Linked DNA regions of Homo sapiens: region 1 is linked to region 2. Evidence: read pairs that join two places in POLR2A ChIA-PET (ENCODE). Cell type or tissue: GM12878. All regions are shown on one strand. Each heading gives the region's core, and the rest is flanking DNA. Links, peaks and the distances in the headings are about the cores only.

Region 1 (2,814 bases), core at 162-2,661, 990 kb after region 2:
CCCTCTGTGTTTTTACCATTAAAAATGGCCCCAATATAGCTGGGTGCTGTGGCTTGCACCTGTATTCCCAGCTACAAGGAGGCCGAGGTGGGAGGATCACTTGAAGCCAGGAGTTCGAGACCAGCTTGGGCAACATAGGGGGATCCCATCTCTAAACAATTTTTTAAAGCCCTCAATGAACATTTTTATGTGCATTCAACTCATCTTTGAGTAATTTAATGACTATTTTTTAGGATAAATTATTACAAATAAAATTATTGGGTCATTGGGTCTGTACTCTTTTTTGTTAAAGCATTTGAGCCAGATTGCCTTCTGGAAGGATCAATTTTTACTTCTACTAACAGTATAAAAAAGTCAATTTCTGGCCAGGTGCAGTGGCTCATGCCTGTAATCTCAGCACTGTGGGAGGCCAAGATGGGTGGATCACCTGAGGTCAGGAGTTCGAGACCAGCCTGACCAACATGGTGAAACCCCGTCTCTACTAAAAATACAAAAAATTAGCCGAGTGTGGTGGCAGGTGCCTGTAGTCTCAACTACTCAGGAGGCTGGGGCAGGAGAATCGCTTGAACCTGGGAGGCAGAGGTTGCAGTGAGCCACGATTGCGCCATTGCACTCCAGCCTGAGTGACAAGAGTGAAACTCTGTCTCAAAAAAAAAAAAAAAGTCAATTTCCTATTTCCTTTGAAACACTGAACATTATTCTTCTTTTCAATTAATAATATTATGTCATGTAATAGGTAAACATGGTGTTTCCTATTGCTCTTTAAAAAGTTTTATTCTTTTCTCATGTTTTTGAGACTGTATTTTATATCCTTAATAATTTAAAACATTTAGTTTATAGTTTCGTTCTAATAACTCTGCTACCTTTATCTGCTGACTCTTATTCATTGTGATGTATTTCTTCCTATTTCCTGTAATTTGGGGTTCCGAGCTCATCTTATTAAAGCTTAGTTGATGGTAATTCTGTGTGGACTGGGTTGAGTCCCTTCAGAGAGATTTATGTTTGCTTCTGCCAATTGTCCCAAGGTTATTACCCATCTGAGACCATTCTTTATATTAATTTCTTAATTTTATGTTTATGAACCACGCAAAAGTGCATCTGTGCTGGTGATGTGGGGTGTAGCATTTTGAGAGTCCTTGGATTTACTTGAGTATCTCAGTTCCTTTTCTTCTGTCCCTAAACAAATCTCTGTTACCAAAGGGAGGAAACCCCTTCCGCAAAGCCCAGGCAACTGCTTTTCAGCTCAAGTTTTCTACTCTGGATTTTAGTTACCTTGGTTTAGTTTTCTGTGGCTTTCCTGTATTTTCATGGGGTTCAGCTATGCATTTAAAAGGATATTAAGTGTATTTTACTTAGCATTTCTAGATGTTTTATAGTAGCAGGATTTTCAACTTAGTCTGCTATATCACCAGAAAGAGGAATCAGCATTGTTTAAAAAACAAAACTTTAGACAAATTAAATTTAACATAGTTTAACTGCGTAAAGAAGGATTCATGAATCAGGCAGCCCCCGAGAGCCAGAGTAAGTTCAGAGCATCTCTGGTGCTGCCACGTGGTTGGAGAGGATTTATGGACAGAAAAACAAAAGTGACATTGAGAAAATGGAAGTGAGGGACAGAAACAGCCAGACTGGTTACAGCTCTGTGTCTGCCTTTTTAAAACAAGGTTTAAACACTTAGCAACCTGTGAGTAGTTGAAGTATGGCTTCTGTGATTGGCTGAGACTTGGCTGCTTGTTGCAAGAGTAGGTTACAGTGTGTTTTCACATCGTTAGGTTACCGTTCACTACGTATGCAAAAAGCTTTTGGCCAAACTTAAAATATTTAAGGAAGCAGATTTAGACTAAATTTAATTTAACAGCATCAACTCTTCTCACTACTTTAACTTATTTCCATGATTATTAGTGTAGCTTGAGTATTTTTGATGTCTTCATGATCATTTATATTTCCCCTTATATATATATTATTATTGTTTATTTATTTACTTATTTATTTTATTTATTATTAACAGACAGGGTCTCGCTTTGTCACCCAGGCTGGAGTGCAGTGGCATGATCATAGCTCATTGCAGCCTCCAGCTTCTGGGTTCAAGTGATCCTCCTGCCTCAGCCTCCTGAATAGCTATGACTATAGGCGTGTACCACCCTGGTTAATGTTTAAATGTTTTGTAGAGAGGAGGTCTCACTATGTTGCCCAGGCTGGTCTTGAACTCCTGGGCTCGAGTGGTTCTCCTGCCTCGACCTTCCAAAGTGCCGGAATTATAGGACTGTAATTATAGGATTATAAATGAGCTACCACGCCCTGCCATTTTTTTTTTGAGTTCTTGATTCATTCATTCTGTTGGAATATTTGTTTTTTTCCTGTTGATCTGAAATACTTTAATATTCTTATTGATTAAGAATACTAAAGTTTTGTCACATAGAGACACACCTTTTTTCTTTTTGTAGAGAGAGTGTGGCTTATTTTTTGCCATATAAAACTTATAAATATTTATATAATCAAAGATACCGATGTTTTCCTTTATAATTTCTGTCTTTACTGGCTTGCTTACGAAGTCTTTCTCTGCCTCAATATTTTAGAATAGCCATCTCTTTTTTTCTAATATTTTTATGATTTTGTTTTATACTTTAAACATTTTATTTTATTTATTTTTTTGAGACAAGGTCTCACTCTGTTGCCCAGGCTGGAGTGCAGTGGCGTGATTGTGGCTCACTGTAGCCTCGACCTCCTGGGCTCAGGTGATCCTCTCACCTCAGCCTCCCTAGTAGCTGGGACTACAGGTGCACACCACCACGCCTGGCTAATTTTTAAATTTTT
Region 2 (2,814 bases), core at 312-2,811:
CATTTGTTTAACAAAGCACACCCTGCACAGCCCTTGATCCACTAAACCCTGAGTTGACACAGCACATGTCTTAGGGAGCACAGGGTTGGGGGTAGGGTTACAGATTAACAGCATCTCAAGGCAGAAGAATTTTTCTTAGTACAGAACAAAATGGAGTCTCTTATGTCTACTTCTTTCTACGCAGACACAGTAACAATCTGATCTCTCTTTTCCCCATAGCACACATGCTCACATGAGGCAGTTTTTCCTTTACCAGTCCAGTGTTCCTAGAGGAAGGTCATACACAACTTAAATTCTGCCATTTTGCTTCTTAGTGTGCATACTTGAGCCGGAGATGTTACCGAGAAGCTGCCAATCATCAGTTTCAGGGTTTTTTCTATTTGTTGGGAGACTGCCTTTCCCTGGTGCCAGCTGCGACCAATTATTGTTTTAGGAAGGCAGTTTAATGGCCACCTGACCAACAACTGATGGTCACCTGACATTCCTGGTGAAGTGGAGAGGCCCTCTCCTGCCCTCTCATGTCTGATTAGCTACCTTCTGTAACAATACCACCATCCATAGATAATTGTAATATTGGGATTTATCCTCCTGGGATATTAAAAAATGTTAAAGAAGTAGAATCTAGAGGATTTAGTGTCACTTAATATCCTTAGACAAAGATGTTAGTCAGAGGGGAGGCACTAGGTGTTTGGAGAGTTTCTGGTTTAGGAGGTTGAATGTGATACCAGTGGGACCACAACCCCAGCCAGTGTGTAGGCTCTAGATATTGCAGGAAGGAATTCAAGGATGAGTCAGAAAATAGTGAAAGTACGGAGACTTATTGCAAGGTGAAAAGTACACACTGAAGAAAGGGGAGCGCAGGTGTACTCAAAGAGTAGTCGCCCAATAGAGTTTGGGATTTCTACCTTTCTGGGTTTCTTTAACCAAAGGGTGGGATATTCATGAAGATTCCTGGAAAAATTCCTGGATTTTTCAGAAATGTGGTGCCACCCATTTTTATACCAAATTTGTTCCTGGAACCGTCAGGGGGTTGGTGGGTGTGTGATTATGTTTTATTGTTTTTGTTGTGGGTTTTTTTTTTTCTTGACAGAGTCTTGCTTTGTTGCCCAGGCTGGAGTACAGTGGTGCGATCTCAGCTCACTGCACCCTCTGCCTCCCGGGCTCAAGCGATTCTCCTGCCTCAACCTCCCAAGTAGCTGGGACAATAGGTGAATGCCACCACACCTGGCTAATTTTTGTGTTTTTAGTAGAGATGAGGTTTCACCATGTTGGCCAGGTTGGTCTCGAACTCCTGACCTCAAGTGATCTGCCCGCCTCGGCCTCCCAAAATTCTGGGATTACAGGCGTGAGCCACCACGCCCAGCCCAGCCAACATTTTCTATTCTTCTGCCACCAGCCTGTATTATTCCTGTCTCACTAGGAATAACGGCGGTAAGAGACCACAGGAAGAGGAGTTGGATTAAAGGAAAAGTTGTTAAATTTTGTTGTGATGGTCTTGAACTCCTGGACTCAGCAATTTTTCCGCCTCAGCCTCCCAAGTAGCTGGGATTACAGGGATGAGCCAATACCACACCTGGCCTCTCGGATACTTTCTATTCTTACTTCCTGACTCCTGCCACCTTTTCTCAGCTAAAACTTCTCTTATTATGGTAACCAATGAGCTTATTTTTGTTGCCTTCAGTTAGTTTCTAGTTATTTCTCCTCTGCATTGCTTAATCCATTAACTGTTCCATCCTTCATGGTTTCCATGATAGTTCTCTAAACACTTGAAGGAAACTCTTCTTTTCCCTACTGCTTAAAGGCCAATATTTCCCCCAGGGTATCCACTCTGCCATGCGATAAGAGTCAATGACTCTCATTGCAAGGCTTAGTGGCTCACGCCTGTAATCCCAGCACTTTGGGAGGCCGAGGCGGGTGGATTGCTTGAGGTCAGGAGTTCAAGACCAGCCTGGCCAACATGGTGAAGCCCTGTCTCTACTAAAAATAAAAAATTAGCTGGGTGTAGTGGTGCACGACTGTAATCCCAGCTACTCGGGAGGCTGAAGCAGGAGAATCGCTTGAACCTGGGAGGCAGAGATTGTGGTGAGCCCAGATCGCACCATTGCACTCCAGCCTGGGAAATAAGAGCTAAACTCCATCCAAAAAAAAAAAGAAAAAAGAAAAAGAAAAGAAAAAAAAGAGCCTATGACTCTTTCTTTCTTTTTTTTTTTTTTTTTTTGAGACAGAGTCTCACTCTGTCGCCGAGGCTGGAGTGCAGTGGGGCGATCTCAGCTCACTTGAACTTCCGGGTTCAAGCGATTCTCCCACCTCAGCCTCCCAGAGTAGCTGGGACTACAGGCGTGCGCCACCATGTCCACTGCTTTTGGTTATTTTATTATTATTATTTTTGAGGCAGAGTCTCGTTCTGTGGCCCAGGCTGGAGTATGTTGGCACCATCTTGGCTCACTGCAACCACTGCTTCCCGGTTTCAAGCAGTTCTCCCGTCTCAGCCTCCCAAGTAGCTGGGACTACAGACCCGTGCCACCACGCCTGGCTAATTTCTGTATTTTTAGTAGCGATGGGGTTTCACTATGTTGGCCAGGCTGGTCTCGAACTCCTGACCTCATGATCCGCCCGCCTCAGCCTCCCAAAGCGCTGGGATTACAGGCGTGAGCCACCACGCCCGGCCTCACCTATGACTCTTTCTAGGCAACATCTAGGTCATGACTTCAACAACCGCGTATTATACACAGATGACAAATGTTTATCTTAAATGCCAGAATGATATACATAGAACTTAATACACATTTACGCCAGGGTGTACCACGAACATCT

What was found. Peaks named below come from ENCODE experiments on the same cell type or tissue, not always from the same donor. Only the 100,000 strongest peaks of a DNase experiment are listed, where the experiment ranks them.
Region 1: POLR2A ChIA-PET joins it to region 2 with 12 read pairs; 4 of 35 experiments call an interaction of 5 or more read pairs at or near these places.

What each region holds. Positions count from the first base shown.
Region 1 is chr11:10,313,186-10,315,999 of GRCh38, forward strand. All of the region lies in intron 1 of CAND1.11 (a long non-coding RNA gene), which reads left to right. Among named protein-coding and RNA genes, the nearest start is that of CAND1.11, 6.3 kb to the left of the region's middle. RefSeq lists a silencer at 1,710-1,779. In GM12878, for the core only: no CTCF peak of the experiment used is centred there; a DNase peak (open chromatin) is centred at 1,696.
Region 2 is chr11:9,319,487-9,322,300 of GRCh38, forward strand. No RefSeq gene overlaps it. Among named protein-coding and RNA genes, the nearest start is that of TMEM41B, 6.3 kb to the left of the region's middle. RefSeq lists an enhancer at 1-914. In GM12878, for the core only: no CTCF peak of the experiment used is centred there; no DNase peak of the experiment used is centred there.